Linked DNA regions of Homo sapiens: region 2 is linked to region 1. A link is an interaction called in ENCODE POLR2A ChIA-PET data of the cell type or tissue named here. Cell type or tissue: Panc1. All regions are shown on one strand. Each heading gives the region's core, and the rest is flanking DNA. Links, peaks and the distances in the headings are about the cores only.

Region 1 (9,026 bases), core at 529-8,528:
GTTCAAATGAGGCAGGAGCTTGAGAGGTGTGTTCTTTGCAGAAACTTCTCTGGGATAATTTGTTTCTTTCTTGCAGATTCAGGCTTTCTAAGGGAATTACCCTTTAAACCACTGTACATTTGACTGGATCCATCTCGTAGACTCCATGTTTGCCCAAGAACATAGTAAAAAGAGCCACATTGCTTTTGAACCAATCCATACCTGTTTCTCAGGAATGGCAACTTCCAGCCCCAAGATATGGTAGGGTATGCATGTGATAGCTCAGGCTCCTCTCAGAAGAGGAAAAAAGTCTGGTAATGTGGCTGCAGTCATGAGGGCACCTCTCCTGAGAAGGACGTAGAAAGGCTACATCCCAGACTGCTGAGTGTTAGAAAAGCTCTAAGTGCTTTTCTGTTCTCAAGGATGACTCTTCTTCCAGACAAGTCTCAAAAATATACAATTATACTCATCTTTTGAAAGCATACAATGTATATCAATCTTTGAAGCTCTACAAAAATAGGATTTAATGAATTTTTCAAATAATGCCTTTAAGATATCAGGTTTCCCTGCTGAGAAACAAAGACAATAAGAATAAGTAAAGAGGGAGAGACTTGCCAGAAACATCTATACTGCAACTGTCATTAGAAGTTAGGTTTCAGCTGACTCCTAGTTGTAAACTCATTGTCTGTGCCTCTCTCTTAAAATAACTTTGAAATCTATCAGTGGCTTTAGCACTGCGCCATGATAGATCAAAGATCTATCTAGAATGATCAAAGTGTCTAATCAAAGGCCATGAGAACATCACCTTAAATCAAGGTTTTTATTTCTATAGGTTTGGTGATTGAAATACTTTGCCCACATGCTAGAGAGAGATTTTCTAGGAAGCTTCAGATAATGTTAGTGCTTAGAAAGACACTAAGTGGCTATCTGGGCCATTTATCCACTCAGAAACTATCCCAGATAAATAGAAATATGCCCTATTTACAAATACTTTTATGTAAAACTTGACAGTCTCCCTTGGGAAGCAATTTTAATGCTTAACAGCCTTTGCTATGAAGAAAATAGCTATTTATATTAAGCTCAAGTCACTAAAACTGCAGTCTAAGCTGTTTCCCACATATTTGGGCAAGGAGATCAGTGGCATGTAAAAGCATACATTCTGCGGGTGACATGTAAATGAGTTTGGGCTTTTAGGGTGCTGACTGAGACTACATCAGGGACCCGGTCCCCAGCGGCTTCATTCTGGTGCTGCAGATGAATGAACTTGGGTCTTAGCTTATCTTCATGCTAGCCTAGCAAAGCTACACAGCTACCAGGAGGTACATTAGTCCTGACCACACAGTGCTAGGGAGGAACTGCCTTCCTGACAGCCACTAGTCTGGAGATTTCAGGTAACTCACCCCAAATGGGAGTGGAAATGCCGGCAAACTTTTCTTAGATTTCCTAAGGCAGAGAGTAAATAACACTATCCTGTTTCCTTCTTCATATCCCAGACTTTCCTAGGGACCTTAGGAGAAGAATGGGAGAAAATCTACGCACTGAGGCAAAACTCCTACAGTGATTTGTGTGGGTGTGTATGCATGTGTGCATGTACTTATGTAAACGTGTGTGTTTGTGTGTTCACGTATGTCTTAATCTGCGTGGGCTGGTATAATGAATAGCATAACTTAGACTGAGTGTTTTATAACAACAGAAATTTATTTCTCATAGTTCTGGCAGCTGGAAAGCTCAAGTTTAAGGTGTCTGGAGAGGGCCGTCTTCTGGATGGCATACTGCTGACTTCAGATTGTATCCTCACATGGCAGAAAGACAGCAAGAGAGCTCCCTGGGGTCTCTTTTATAAGTACACTAGTCCCATTCATGAGGGCTCCACCCTCATGACCTAGTCACCTCCCAAAGACCCCACCTCCAAAAATCATCATATTAGGGATTAGGCTTCAACATATAGGTTTTGAGGGGACATAAGCATATAGTCCATAATAATGTAGATGCATGTCCGCGTGTGTGTGCTGTGTATGTTCATATTTGCACATTTTGTGTATTTGAGTAATTATATATGTATGTGCCTATGTATGTGTGTGTATATATACGCATGTATTAGTGAAAGTGGTTTATGTGTTTGAGTATGTATGTATGTGCTTGTGTGTGCATATAAATATTTGCATATATGTGTCTGTATATTTGTGTGTGCCTGTGTGTATATGTGGCAGGGAAGTCTAAGCTGTGGATTTGAAAAGGCTTCCTGAACAGCACTGACAATAAATTAAACTAATCCTCAGAAGAGGATCCTCCTGAAAGAATATTTGGAGCTAAATCATGCAAGGACTGTTTCTCTAAGGTAAAGAGCTATTGTTATTGCCACATCACCTCTTGAACAAAGGTGATGTGGCCTCTGCCTTCATAAGAGTTAATTACCCTGCCTTCCCACTTGAGGACCCCACTTACTGAGACCTCTCACTCCACTCCATGATTAGTATGTGTGATGGTTTGCAGAATGGAAAAAACTCAATGCCAGATTAAGAACTCAAAGAATTTAATATAATTTCACTCATTATTCACTACCTAAATTTTGAGGAATAATTATTGCTATTCCACATTCATAGGAGAAAAATGGAGAGGCAGAACAGCCAAAGACAACATCTGCATGTATGATTATCTTTACTATTCAATATCAGTAATAACAAATGAATAAATTGGTGGATCACATTTTATTTTTATGTTGACATTTTATTTCTTTTTGAGTCCAAGCATTTTAGTAACTGAAATACACTAAACTGTATGGCAACACTATAAACTGTTGCAACGTAATATTGATAAAGATACAGCTGTAAAGTTCAAATTACTTTATGAAAGGATATATTAATATGATAATAGGATGGGCACAGTGGCTCACGCCTGTAATTCCCGCACTTAGGGAGGCCAAGGCAGGCCAATTGCCTGAGGTCAGGAGTTCAAGACTAGTCTGACCAACATGGTGAAACACCGTCTCTACTAAAAATACAAAAAAATTAGCCAGGCATGGTGGTGTGCACCTGTAATCCCAGCTAGTCGGGAGGCTGAGGCGGGGGAATTGCTTGAACCAGGGAGGTGGAGGTTGCAGTGAGCCAAGATTGTGCGACTCCAGCTCCAGCCTGGGTGACAGAGCTAGATTCTGCCTCAACAAACAAACAAACAAACAAAAATATGATAATGAACACCTATCAGGTGTTGGGAAGGCTAAGTGTAGGGCACAGTCCCTGCCCTTAAGGAAACACAGGTCAGGTGAGGACATAGAGCAGTAAATAGATAATTAGTATGTAACGAGCTAAAGAAGCACCTGCCTGTGCTGAAGTACATGAAGCAGAAAATGAAGAGGATGGCCTGGAGAACTGAAGAAGCTGTAAGGTAAAGGCACTGTATCACCTGTGTCTTTCATAAAGGATGAATGGGGGACAACATGCAACAACCTATACCCTATACCCACACCTACCCCACCCCGAATTGAAAAGAAAAATAAACTATCAGTAGGGTTTTTAGTCATGGAGGTATTGCATACAAATATTATTTTCAGGAAACATATAGCTTCTGTGGCTTTTAAGTTGGTACATCTCTGAGTTACCAACCAATAAGCCAGCCCCTGCACCTTGTTTCTTTTGAAACTGGCCAATACATATTAATAAAAATTCTGGTGGGAAGTCAGCTGAACCATTTATTATTTCTCTGAGTCTCTAAATTGATCCACATGATGGAGAGAGAAGATGTTCTTGTTTTTTTGTTTGTTTGTTTTGTTTTTCTTTACCTGAAATTAAATTGAACTGCAATCTTTGGGACTGGTAGTAAGCAGCATTCTGGCTAAAGAAAAGATTGGCATCAAAGTACAACTTGCAGGTCTGTGAAGAAACAGCAGCTGGGAGGCCAAGCTGGGTGGATCACTTGAGCCCGGGAGTTTGAGACCAACCTGGGCAACATGGTGAAATCTTGTCTCTACAAAAATAGAAAAATTAGCCAGTTATGGTGGCAGGCACCAGTAGACCAGTAGTCCCAGCTACTCGGGAGACAGAGCTGAGAGAATTGCTTGAACCCAGGAAGCAGAGGTTGCAGTGAGCCGAAATTGTGCCACTGCACTCCAGCCTGGGTAACTTAGTGAGACCCTGTCTCAAAAAATTAAAAGAAAGAATGAAAGAAAAAGAAAAGAAAAGAAACAGAAACACGAGCTTCTGATTAAGAGCAGGGTCTCCTGTTTGCTACATCACTTAGAAGTACCCTGATGAGTCTGGGGCCTCAGTGGGAGGCAAACAGGTAGTAGGATTGTACTATTCCAGGAATGGGGGAAATGGATCATCTGGTGTCATCTGCCTCACACGTTCCAGCTCAGCATTTGCACTTGAAATTTAGTACCTTTCACAGAGAAGGAGAAAATGCTATGCCAGTGACAAAACTGGGACACTGGCTGAAAATTAATAACACTTTGCACTCCAGGCTTCCTGGGAGAATGCACCATACATATTAAGTGAGCATGACACAATTTCACAGCAATAGCCTGGCTGGGCCCAAGCTCTTCATTTTAAATTTCAAGTACTGTGAGGAAGAGTTGATTTGATGGATGGCGAGGTGGTTAATGTAAAAACTTTCAGGAAGAGGAAAATAAAGATGCTCTTTCAGGGAATTCTCAGCCTAAAACCAAAAAGGCTTGCGAAGATTATCCTACTCCACACTTAAAGGAAACTCATGGAAATTTTGAATGATATTTACATCAGGGAATTTTTTTAGAATAAAAGCACATTGGAGTTATAGTTGTGCTGGAATTAACAGGCACAGAAACACTAGAGTAGGTGATGCTATTTCGTGAAAGCTGGACATCGAGCAAATATGCAGTAAGAGCCTGTGGACTCTCCTGTGCAGTGTGGTTGTTACCAGCACGAGCTTCGATAGGAGGCAGGCCTAGATTTTGATTTCCGGTTCTGCACCTTGCTAGCTGTGGGAACTTGGACAAGTTACTTCATTCCTCTGAACTTTAATTTCCTCATCTGTCAAAAAGAGATAATTATACTTACCTCATAGGGAAGTTGAGAGAACAAAATTGCATAGCATATATAAAGAATGTAGGCTAGTGGCTGGCAAGTGGCAATGAATAAAAAGCTAAGACAAGTAGAAATAGACTTCCTTTTGTTGCATTTGTGTTTAATTATTTCTTAGGTGATAGCAATAGAACACGAGAACTAAAAGTAGTTGTAGTACAAGCACCATTAGTAGTATTAATAGTCAACTATCGTATTAAGTACTTACCTATCATATTGAGTAATGACTATATTAAGATATTGTACTCTGTACCTTATAGAAATTATTTCATTTAATATGTATACAACCTCAAATAATAAGAGGTTAGTTTTCCTTCATTTTTTTAAAATGAATAGACTGAAAAATTAAGGAACTTTTTTGAGGTCACACAGAACTGCTAACATGCTGAGCTCCAATTGAAACCTAAATGGTCTGTCTTACTCTGAAACCTGAGATTTTCATTATTAATTCCTAAATATTGGGTAAGCACAGCTGGGATAAGTATTCCTTCTCCCCAAGGGAGTTTAGCAAGCTTGTACAAAAAAGATAATATTTGAGCTAAGTATTAGAGAGAAGCTTTTTCGAGGATGGGAAGCGCATTCTAGACAGAAAGAATGGCTTAAACAGCTAACACAGGCCTGAAAATACACAGCACACCTAGCATGTATCAGGCATGGAAGTCAGGGCCCATGAGAGGGAGCAGAGGCATAGGCATTCAGAGGTGCTGCGGCATCCACCAGTGTCACAGAATTTCAAAAAGAACTCTTTCTTAGCTGGAGGTGGTGGCTCATGCCTATAATCCTAGCACTTTGGGAGGCTGAAGCAGAAGGATCACTTGAGCCCAGGAATTTGAGGCCAGCCTAGGCAACATGGTGAAACCCCATCTCTAGAAAAAATACAAAAAAATTAGCCAGGCATGATGGTGTGTGCCTGTAATCCTAGCTACCTGAGAAGCTGTGGTGGGAGGATTACCTGAGCCCTGGAGGTTGAGGTTGCAGTGAGCCAAGATCACACCATTGTACTCCAGCCCGGGCAAAAGAGTGAGACCCTGTCTCAAAAGAAAAAAAAAAAAAGAAAAGAAAAGAAAAGAAAAAGAAAACTCTTTCTGTTGCTCTGGAATTTTGGCACAGATGCAAAAACCAAGAAAAAAACAGTAGATACCATGTATTCACAAAGTCTAGACCGAGCTGCTAGACCATTTTTGTAAGATTAGAGGAGAAGACAGCCCCCAGCCAGGTCTGCGAGAATTAGGTGATCACCACTCCGCCCACATAAAAGGCTGAGGTTGAAAAAAATAAGAGAGAAAATATCTGTGGAAAAAGTTGTTGGCTATTTTACTTCCTCTCAAATAAAGGTAGGGAGGAGCTTCAGCCTGACTTCAAACCTCAAATAACAGGTTTAAAAGAGATTAATGAGAGAGCTTGACATGCGTCTTCAGAAATCAGGGGGTGAAAGGGACTGGTGTTTGACAGATGTTAGAAAAAGTTGAAAGGTGAAAGTCTGGATGGAGCTGGTAGAACAAAGAAGGGAGCTGTGTGGAAAATGAAATGTTTCTCCCCCAAGGAAATGGTAAAGGGGTTTATTTCCCTGGTTCTAGATGTAGATCCTGTGGAGGGGAAAAAAAAAAAAAGCTACTCCAACTCACTCAAATAGGACCATTCCAAAGAGGAACATATGGGTTACACTGTGCCCCATAGTGAAGTACCCCTTAAGACGCCTCAGGAATGAGGTAGACTGTTTTAAGTGACCAGCAAGTGAGAATTAGTCCCCCTTTATAAGTTTACTGCAGTCTGAAATCTCAGCAGAGGAACTCCAAAAATCCCACAGTTGCATCCCCCAAGAGGAGGAGCCAGCAATGAGTTTATTATCCATGGGGCAGAAAGACAGATAACAACTGCACTTGCCTCGCTTACCTTCTCCCTATGAGCTCATTGCTCTTTCTGATGCCTCCATGCCTCCATTTTGGCACAGATGCAAAAACCAAGATTAAAAACAAAACAAAACGAAACCAAAAAAACAGTAGATACCATGTATTCACAAAGTCTACAATGAGCTGATAGACCCATAGATCCTTTTTTTTCCTTTTTTTTTTTTTTTTTTTTTTTTTTGAGATGGAGTCTCGCTCTGTCCCCCAGGCTGGAGTGCAGTGGCGCGATCTCGGCTCACTGCAAGCTCCGACTCCCGGGTTCACGCCATGCTCCTGCCTCAGCCTCCCGAGTAGCTGGGACTACAGCCACCCGTCACCACGCCTGGATAATTTTGTTTTTGTATTTTTAGTAGAGACGGGGTTTCACTGTGTTAGCCAGGATGTTCTCCATCTCCTGACCTCGTGATCCGCCGTCCTCAGCCTCCCAAAATGCTGGGATTACAGGCCTGAGCCACCGTGCCTGGCCAGACCATTTCTATAATATTAGAAGAGAGGACAGCTCCATGGCGAAGAGTTGCTTTTAAACTGGTCTCAACTCTTTAATTCTTTAAAGTAATGGGAGTCTTTTTATTATTTAAGAGTGACTGGGGGCCAGGCGCGGTGGCTCAGGCCTGTTATCCCAGCACTTGGGGAGGCCGAGGAGGGTGGATCACGAGGTCAGAAGACAGAGACCATCCTGGCTAACAGGGTGAAACCCAGTCTCTACTAAAAATACAAAAAATTAGCCGGGCGTGGTGGCGGGCACCTGTAGTCCCAGCTACTCCAGAGGCTGAAGCGGGAGAATCGCGTCAACCCGGGAGGTGGAGGTTGCAGAAAGCTGAGATCTCGCCACTGCACTCCAGCCTGGGCGACAGAGCAAGACTCCGTCTCAAAAAAAAAAAAAAAAAAAAAAAAAGAGGGAGGAAAAGAGTGACTGGAAAAGCTATTTTAGCCTGGGGTGGGAAAAACCGGTTTTACATAGTCTACATCAAGGAGTGGTGAGAAAACATAAAGCTGCTTTCAAGCTTGTATCCTACTGAGACTAGCTAATAGAACAAAAATCAATTAGTATCATAGTAATAACAATAAAGGGGCATGGTGACTCACATCTGTAATCCTAGTGCTTTGGAAGGCCAAGACAGGAAGATCGCTTGAATGCAGGAGTTCAAGACCAGCCTAGGCAACACAGTGAGACCCTGTCTCTACAAAAATGCAAAAAATACAAATAAAAATAAATTAGCCAGGCATGGTGGTGTGCATCTGTGGTCTCAACTACTTGGGAGGCTGAAGTGACAGGGTTGCTTGAACCCAGGAGTTCAAGACTGCAGTGAGCTATGATTGCACCGCTGCATTCCAGCCTAGGTGACAGAGTGAGACCTCATCTCTAAAGAATAAAATAATAATAATAATAATAATAATGATGTAAATTTTTAACCTACCACATAAACTTCCTCATCTTTTTGCCTATTATCATCAACTTGTGTGGAATATGGGTTTGATTTTTGTCCTTAGTGGCCCTTTTCTTGTTATATTCTAGAAGCTGGGGTTGCCACAAAGATTTTTCTCTTTAATAACCACCAGACTGGTTTGGTTTTGCCACACTGATATTAATGTTGACTGTTTGAATGGCATGAAAAAGATAATGTTTTTAAGTGAGGGAGTGATCCATGACAAAATTTGAAAACTATGTTTGGTCCTTATTTCAAAGTGATAGGAATGTCATTCTAATCAGTTTAAAACTTTGGGGTTTTTTTCTCTCTTTCTTTTTTTTTTTTTTTTTGAAGATATGAGGAGACACTGAAGATTTTAATCTTAGCAGTGACATAGTCATATTTTGGGGTTTTTGTTTTTGATCAGTTTGTCAGCAAATATGGAGAATAGATTGAATTAGAAATAAATTAGAGATAGGAAAATCAATTAAGAGGTAACCCTAGGATAAATCACCTATAAAATTAATGAAAAAAAGTTAAAATTCTCCAGTGATCCATCTGAAGGTAGTAGTAGCAGTATTGAATTGCAGTAAGCAGGCAAACACTGAAAAAACAGACTAATAAATCAGGATGAATAATCATCTGAAAATAAAGATTTTTATCTGAGCTACAGA
Region 2 (9,026 bases), core at 729-8,728, 82 kb after region 1:
CCATCAGATAGTTTCAAGAAGAACCAAGAGTGTGGGTATCACAGAAGTCAGGAAAACAGAAAGCAAAATGAATAATTCTAGTAAAATAAGGATTAAAATGACATTTGCAAGAAGACATAACTATCCTAAATATATATGCGTTCAACATTGGAGCACACAAATTCAGAAAACAAGTTCTTCTTGGCCTACAAAAAGACTCAGACAACCACCCAATAATAGTGGGAAACGTCAACACCCCACTGACAGCATTAGACACCCCATCGAGGCAAAAAACTAGCAAAGAAATCCTGGACTTAAACTTGACACTTGACCAATTGTAACTAATAGGCATCTACAGAACACTCCACCCAGTAACCACAGAATATTCATTTTTCTCATCTGTACATGGAACATTATCCAAGATCAACCACATGCTCAGTCATAAAGGAAGTTTCAATAAATTCAAAAACATTGAAATCAAACCAAGCACACACTCAAACCACAGTGCAATAAAAATAGAAATTCATATCAAGGGGATTTCTAAAAACTATGCAAATTCGTGGAAATTAAACAACTTGTTCCTGAATAATTTATGGACGAACATAGAAATTAAAGCAAAAATCAAAAAATTATTTGAAATTGATGAAAATAGGGACAACACTCACCAAACTGCCTGGGATACAGCTAAAGCCGTGTTAAGAGGAAAGCTAACGGTACTAAATGGCTTTATCAAGAAGTTAGAAAGATTTAAAATTAACAATCTAACTTTGCACCTGAAGGAACTAGAAAAAAAAGAGAGCCAACCAACCCCAAGGCCAGTGGAAGAAAAGACATAACAAAATTTAAAGAAGAACTGAATGAAATTGACATGCAAAAATCCATACAAAAGATCTTCTCTCTTTCTTTTGTTAATCTAGCTAGCTGTCTACCTATCTTGTATGTTTGTTTGTTTCTTGAAGGAGCAGCTCTTGGTTTCATTGATCTTTTGTATGAGGTACATTGGGAAAATGAGGCCCAAAATGATTAAATAAATTATTCGTAGACACATAAATAAATTCTTAGTGGCTAAATTGATCTTTCTTCACTGAAAATATGATTTCATACCTAAAAAAACCCTAAAGAACCCACCAAAAGTTTACTAGAACTGATCAAATATTTTAGTAAGGTTTTATATACAAAATCAATGTACAAAAGTCAGTAGTATTTCTAGACACCAATAGTGTCCAGGCTAAGGGTCAAATCAAGAACACAATTCCACTTAAAATAGCCACAAAGAAAATAAAATATCTATAAGTACAGCTAACCAAGGAGATGAAAGATTTCTACAAGGAGAACTATAAAACACTGCTGAAAGAAATCAGAGATGACACAAATAAATGGAAAAACCTCCATGCTCATGGCTTAGATGAATCAATATCACTAAAATGGCCACACTGTCCAAAGTAATTACAGATTCAATGCTATTCCTGTCAAAGTACCCACGTCATTCTTTACAGTATTAGAAAAAACTATTCTAAAATTCATATAGAACCAAAATAGAGCCCAAATAGCCAAAGCAATCCTATGTGAAAACAACAAAGCCAGAGGCATCACAGTTACTTCGTCCTATACTATAAGGCTCTAATAACCAAAACACATGGTGCTTGTATAAAAACACACATAGAACAATGAAACAAGATACAAAATCAGAAGTACAGCTGCACACTTACAATCATCCAATCTTTGACAAGGCCAACAAAAACAAGCAATGGGGAAGGGCTACCTATTCAGTGAATGGTGCTAGGATAACTGGCTAGCCATATGCAGAAGAATAAAACTAGACCCTTACCTCTCAACATATACAAAAATTAACTAACAATGGATTAGAGATTTAAATGTGAAACCCCAAAACTATAAAAATACTAGAAGAAAACCTGGAAAATACCCTTCTTGACCTTAGCCTGGGCAAATAAATTTTGGCTAAGTCCCCAAAAGCAATAGCAACACAAACAAAAATTGACAAGTGGAATCTTAATAGAACTAAAAAGCTTCTGCACAGCAAAAGAAGCTATCAACGGAATAAACGAACAACCTACAGAATGGGAGAAAATATTGCAAACTACATATCTGACAAAGTATAATATCCAGAATCTATAAGGAACTTAAATCAACAAGTAAAAACCAAACAATCCCATTAAAAAATGGTCATGGACATGAACAGATATTTTTCAAAAAAAGGCATACAAATGGCAAACATATTAAAAAAATGCTCATCATCACTAATCACCAGAGAAATGCAAATCAAAACCACAATGAGATATCATCTCACACAAGTCAGAATGGCTATTATTAAAAGTCAGAAAACAACAAATGCTGGTGAGGCTACAGAGAAAAGGGAATGCTTATATACTCTTGGTGGAAATGTAAATTAGTTCAGCCACTGTGAAAAGCAGTTGGGAGATTTCTCAAAGAACTTAAAACAGAGCTACAAGTGACCAAGAAATCCCATTACTGGGTATATACCCAAAGGAAAATAGATCATTATACCAAAAAGATACATGCACTTGTATGTTTATCATCACCCTATTCACAATAGTAAAGATGAGAAATCAACCTAGGTGCTCACCAATGGTGGATTGATGAAGAAAATGGAGCACATATACACCAAGGAATACTATGCAATCATAACAAAGAACAAAATCATGTCCTTTGCAGCAACATGGATGGAGCTGGAGGCCATAAGCCTAAGCGAATTAACACAGGAACAGAAAGTCAAATATTGCATGTTCTCACTTAGAAGTGGAAGCTAAACATTAAGCACCCATGGACATAAACATGGGAACAGCAGACACCGCAGGCTACTTCAGGGAAGAAGGAGAGAGAGAGGGAAATGGGTCAAAAAAACTACCTATTGGTTACTATACTCACTACCTGGGTGCAATATACTCATGTAACAAACCTGCACATGTACCATGTACTCCCTGTTTCTAAAATAAAAGTTGAAAAAAAATGCTACATGCCAAACTGTAAAAATTAAAATAAAATAAATTTACCTTTGATTCAAAGACTATAAAATGTACTGATGATACTAGTGAAAGTACCAGGGTAATCTTTAACAAAATGGGCCACCCAAGTTGACCTCAATATACCCAGTGGCCAACCACCGCAGAGCTTAAACTTTGGTCCCTGGCTCCCCACAACTGGGAAAATAATTGAATCAAATACAATCATCTTGTACAATGTAGGGACTTTATTTTTCCCTTGAGGCTAGCCAAAGAAAAGGAACTCTCCAGGGTAATGTTTAAGAAATGGACTCTCCTATAATGTGAAAAGAGCACTGGACCAGGATTAAAGAGAATTAATGCTCTAACCAATACTAATATTCTTGGTAATCTTAGGCAACCCATTTAAGTTTGTGGACCCTATATTATTTATCTATAAAATCTAGATGGACTAGATAATCTTTAAAAGCCCTTCCTACCATTCCTCTATATGAATATAGGCATGATTACCTACTATGACTTGCTATGACCATAGATACACAAATCTGTTCACTCATAGGATATTCCAAGGACTCCTAGAAGCCATGTGTTCTATGCCCTATTTTGGAAAGTTCTGTTTTTCTTCCAACTAGGAAAGCAATGTGAGAGATAGAATTTTGTGTTTTCCTTCAAGATGAGAAAACTCATTTATAAATTTGCGGCAACGCATATTAATCTCACAGTAAACGCCCACATAGCAACTGGCTTCATACAAAAAATAAAACAAAATAAAGGTCCTCAGAGAAACAGAACCTTTATTAAAAGATTTTTTTTTCTTAAATATCTACATCAAGTTGTTCTCATAGTCTTTAAAATGCCTCTCATTAAATCACAGACCTTGTTCTGGGCCTGAGAGAGTTTTTCATGAGTGGAAATGCAATGTTCTGTCAGCCTTTTGGAAGAAGACCTCAGAGAGTTTTAAATAATTAAAGCATTTACATTTTAGAAGCAGGAAATAAAATGAAAGTCTTTTCAACATATCTTGTTTTTGTAGGCTTATCAGAAGGTAAGGTAGTAAAATAGGACTAGGAAGGTGAAGAGAAGCTAAAGCAGGATACATTGTCAAACAAGTTATCTTAGAAGGTAACTGGTCCTCAATTCCACTGGTAATTGGGAGAGAGTATAGAACACAACTCAGAGTTAAGGTAGCTGAAAAATAGGAAGCTAGAGTATTTATCTTCCAACCCCATCCATCATTGGCTGGGAGCTGCTCCTAGGGGCATGAATTCCACTAGCTTGGTGTCCAGGTCAGGAGAAAGTCATCAAGTGAAGAACTGCAAATGCTTGCAGAAGGAAATGGATCTTAATGACCCAGGAGTGCCGAGAGGATATGGGTGGGGCACAGGCAATATCCCCTACATTTCTCAAATACACTCTACACTTCACAACTCCTATATCTATGTGCATGCTGTTTCCTCTGCCTAAAATGTTTGTTTCTTTCCTCCTTCTTTTATTCCTCCTCCAATATTAAAAGTTAACCTTTTTTCAAAATTTAATCTAAATTGTATATTTTTGTGAAGTGAAGGTTATTTAACAGTTTTTCTTTATGTAAAAGTAGTGTAATAGCTAACATTCACTGAGTTCTTAATAAATACTAAGTACCTTCTAAGGTAAATACTATTAATATCTCCATTATACTGTAACACATGTAATAGCACCTGAGATATTAAAGATAGGTGATAGAGCAAGGATTCAAGACAAGATAGTCTGTCTCTAGAACCCATGCTCGTAAACATGATATCCCAAAGACTTATAGCATGTAGCAAACTGCCCCCAAGAGTTCAGCATCTAGATGGGGACACAGGTTACTTACAAGATAAGGAATATCTAGTAGTTATCAAATAAGTAAAACACATACAAACTTTTCTTTTGTATGAAAGACTAAGGATTAAAGAATCAATATGCATCTATTTGTTCTATAAGGTAAATAAAGAGTTCTGGAAAATAGCATTATTCAAACACAAAATTGTTGTTAATTCTCTAGAAATGATTACAGACCTATTTCTCAGATTAGGAAGCATACTGAGTACTAATACAAAGAAATAAATATGAATTCACATCTAGTCATACTTACAGTGAAACTACAGATATCTTTATTTTAAAGATATCTTTAAAATAACCTGAAAGCAAAAGAAGGTAATGTAAAAAGAACAAGAATTAGACTAACAGCAGGCTTCCCAAAAACAGCTGTAGAGACCAAGGGAAATTGGTCTCTACAAAGACAAAGGGATATTTCAAAGTGCTGAAAGAAAGTAACTATCAACTCATAAATATCTGACCAGCTAAATTCTCATTTAAAAGTGAAAGTAAAAATCAAGATAATTTTAAATTAGAAAAATTGAGAGAATGTTTACCACTAAGGATCTTCTGTGAAAAGATATCAAAAGAAATGTATCCAAAAAGAAGGAAATTGAACACAGAAAGAAGAAATGAAATAGTATGAAGAAAATGAGCAAGGAAATTAGCAAATGTTTTGATAATTTTTTTTTTTTTTTTTTTTTTTTTTTGAGACAGAGTCTCTCTCCATCGCCCAAGGTGGAGTGCAGTGGCGCGATCTCGGCTCACTGCAAGCTCTGCCTCCCGGGTTCACACCATTCTCCTGCCTCAGCCTCTGGAGTAGCTGGGACTACAAGCGCCCGCCACCACGCCCGGCTAATTTTTTGTATTTTTTAGTAGAGACGGGGTTTCACCGTGTTGGCCAGGATGGTCTCCATCTCCTGACCTCGTGATCCGCCCGCCTCGGCCTCCCAAAGTGCTGGGATTACAGGCGTGAGCCACCATGCCCGGCTATGTTTTGATAAATTTAAGCATGCATTGACTACATAAAAATAAACATAATGGCTAATTTGGAGGATCAAAAAATAGTCAGTATTAAAATACTAGACAACAATGGCAAACAAGATGGGGGTGATAACAGTTACAATAATCTAAGTCTAGAATATTCAGAGAGGCTTGATTTATCTCTAACAAATAGAAATGGAAAATAACTTTCAATTTTTGTATGTGTAGGTAAGGAGGGAAGGAAAAAAAGAAACATGGTGAATTTAATAAAATATAAGATGAGGAAGAGAGCAAATAAAAAACCTATAAAACATAAAGAAAAGATAATATGAATTATAAGAGTTAACAACTATATAGTCCTTATATGTGTAAGGTACTGCTCTAAATATTTTACATATATAAAGTCATTCATTCTCCATAACAACCCAATCAAGCACTATGATATTATTATAATTTCCCTTATTTTACAGATGAGAAAAGTAAAGGGAGGTTAGAATTAAAACATAAGTATAGCACCAAAGTCTGTAGTATTAACTAGTATATTATGATGCATCTAGAAGGGAATCTAAATATTAGTAATCAAAACTAATGTAAATTCATTAAATTTATAAGGTAAAGAGAGATTCTTAGGCTATCTATCTATCTATCTAACCAATGACATCAAAGGCTGGATATTTATAAAGACAATAGACAAATCTCAGTCAAGACTATTCATAAAAAGAAGGAATGGGCTAGTAAATAAAAGGTGACATGTAAACAAACTAATATCAAACTATTAGAACTTGTAAGAACTGCAACAAATTTCCTGATTGGATATAAGATAAATGTGTACTATCATCTTTATATGCCATTGCAAATCATTTGAAATGTACTTTTAAAAATGTACTACTTTTGATTCCTAATCCAACTATAAAATGTCTAGAAATAAATATACCAAAATATGCATAAGACTTTGTAGAAGAAAATATTGACATTACTGAAATATTGCTGATGAAGTTTCAGTAAGGTAAAAATGACAATTAGGCCCAAATTAACCAATAAATTCAATTTGATCCTAATAAAATTCCAAAAGGATTATTTTGGTGAAACTCTACAAATGAAGATAAAAATCATTTGCAATGACAACAATATTCAAGACAATTCTGAAGTGCAAAATTCATTTTATCAGATAACAAAGTTCATTTTTTTGCAATGAGATATTTTAATATAGCTTCTCAGCTAATTAAAAAAGTATAAAATATGTTAGTACACAGTTGTGAAAAGCAGTTAATGAACTATTTCTTAAATATATGTACAGAAATCTTGACTGCCAAAAAAATACATACAGTTTTTAATCACAAATAATCAAACATAATTGAAAACCAGTGAGCTATTGCATTCAGCTGTGAATAAAAGGAAAACACTCAAAATTTCTTGTTAAGAGGGTGTTCATTCTCACATGGAAGTGCTGGGTGAGACCAGTCACTGTACAATGCAGCAGAGGAACAAGCTCCCATCTAGTTGGTTTTGATGGAGCATAGCAGCTGTCAGGCTGAATCAAGAACAAGGTCACTATCCATGGGAACAAAGATGCTTGCAAGATGAAGTAGACCTTAAACCAATCCAATCTATGGATTAAGGACATTGAGCATTGGCAAATATTCCCGTTCATGACCATCTGAATTAGTTCTCAGGTAAACACTTTATAATTCCTGAAGAAAAACCAAAGGGCAGATATATCTTTAATGTGGAGCATCTGGGGACATCTTTGGATACTTATACCTCCAAGAAAAGGAAAGTCAAGTGATTTTGAGGTTACTCTCAATTAGCAAGCCAAAGAATCAGGAAAATGGTCTGGAAGAAGCAGGTGTCTACACAGCCTATATGAATCTGGCTCTCTGTCTGTATCGTGCCTCCAAAGTGTAACTGATGCCTTCCCCATGTATGCTGTCAAAATCTCATGCAAGATAAGCTACAAGTGAAGGATCAAAGGTTTAAATGTAAGACCTCAAACTATAAGACTACTAGAAGAAAACCTAGGAAACATCATTCCGGACATGGGTCTTGGGAAAGAATTTATGTCTAAGTCCTCAAAAACATTTGCAATAAAAACAAAAAATGACAAGTGGGGCCTAATTACATTAAAAAGATTCTGCACAGCAAAAGAAACTATTAACAGAGTAAACAGACAACCTACAGAATGGTAGAAAATATTTGCAAACTGTGCATCTGACAAAAGTCTAATATCCAGAATCTATAGGGAACTTAAGAAACAAAAAACAAATAATCCCATTAAGGTCAATGGGCATGAACAGATATTTCTCAAAAGAAGACTTACTTGTAGCCAATAATCATATGAAAAAATGCTCATCATCACTAATCATCAAAGAAATGCAAATCAAAACCACAATGAGACAATATCTTACATCAATCAGAATGGCTATTGTTAAAAAGTCAAAAACAACAGGTGTTGGTGAGGCTGCAGAGAAAAGGGAACACTTACACACTGTTGATGGGAATGTAAATTAGTTCAGCCACTGTGAAAAGCAGTTTGGAGATTTCTCAAAGAACCTAAAACAGAGCTACCAAATGACCCAGCAATCCCATTACTGGGTGTATACCCAAAGGACAATAGATCATTACACCAAAAAGATATACACACTTGCATGTTCATCACAGAACTATTCACAATAGGAAAGTCATGGAATCAACCTAGATGCCCATCAGTGATGGACTGGATAAAGAAAATGTGGTATATATACACCATGAAATACTACACAACGATAAAAAAGAACAAAATCATGTCCTTTGAGGCAATATGGATGGAACTGGAGGCCATAATCCGAGGAGAATTAATGCAGAAACAGAAAACCGAATACTGCATGTTCTCTCTTTGCAGTGGGAGCTAAACACCAGGTACTCATGGACATAAAGATAGCAACAGTAGGAACTGAGGACTGCTAGAGGGGGAAGGGAGGGAGGGGGCAAGGGTTGAAACATTAATTGTTGAATACTATACTCAGTACCTGGGGATGGGAACATTCATGCCCAAACTTCAGCATCATGCAATATACCCAGGTTAGAAACCTGTGCATATACCCCTGAATGTAAAATAAAAGCTGAAAAAAAGTTTATTTTTTAACAAAATTGCAGAACTCAGGTTCCAGTACTAATTTAGCCAGTAAAGATTTATTTATGTGACAATGAATAATCTATTTAATCAACTTGGGCGTCAGTTTTTCCATATACCTCATACAAAGAAGTCTA

The links. Peaks named below come from ENCODE experiments on the same cell type or tissue, not always from the same donor. Only the 100,000 strongest peaks of a DNase experiment are listed, where the experiment ranks them.
Region 2: POLR2A ChIA-PET joins it to region 1 with 18 read pairs; 4 of 35 experiments call an interaction of 5 or more read pairs at or near these places.

What each region holds. Positions count from the first base shown.
Region 1 is chr5:57,875,783-57,884,808 of GRCh38, reverse strand. No RefSeq gene overlaps it. Among named protein-coding and RNA genes, the nearest start is that of LINC02225, 19 kb to the left of the region's middle. In Panc1, for the core only: no CTCF peak of the experiment used is centred there; no DNase peak of the experiment used is centred there; H3K27ac peaks cover 5,273 bases.
Region 2 is chr5:57,793,664-57,802,689 of GRCh38, reverse strand. No RefSeq gene overlaps it. Among named protein-coding and RNA genes, the nearest start is that of LINC02225, 100 kb to the left of the region's middle. In Panc1, for the core only: no CTCF peak of the experiment used is centred there; no DNase peak of the experiment used is centred there; H3K27ac peaks cover 1,902 bases.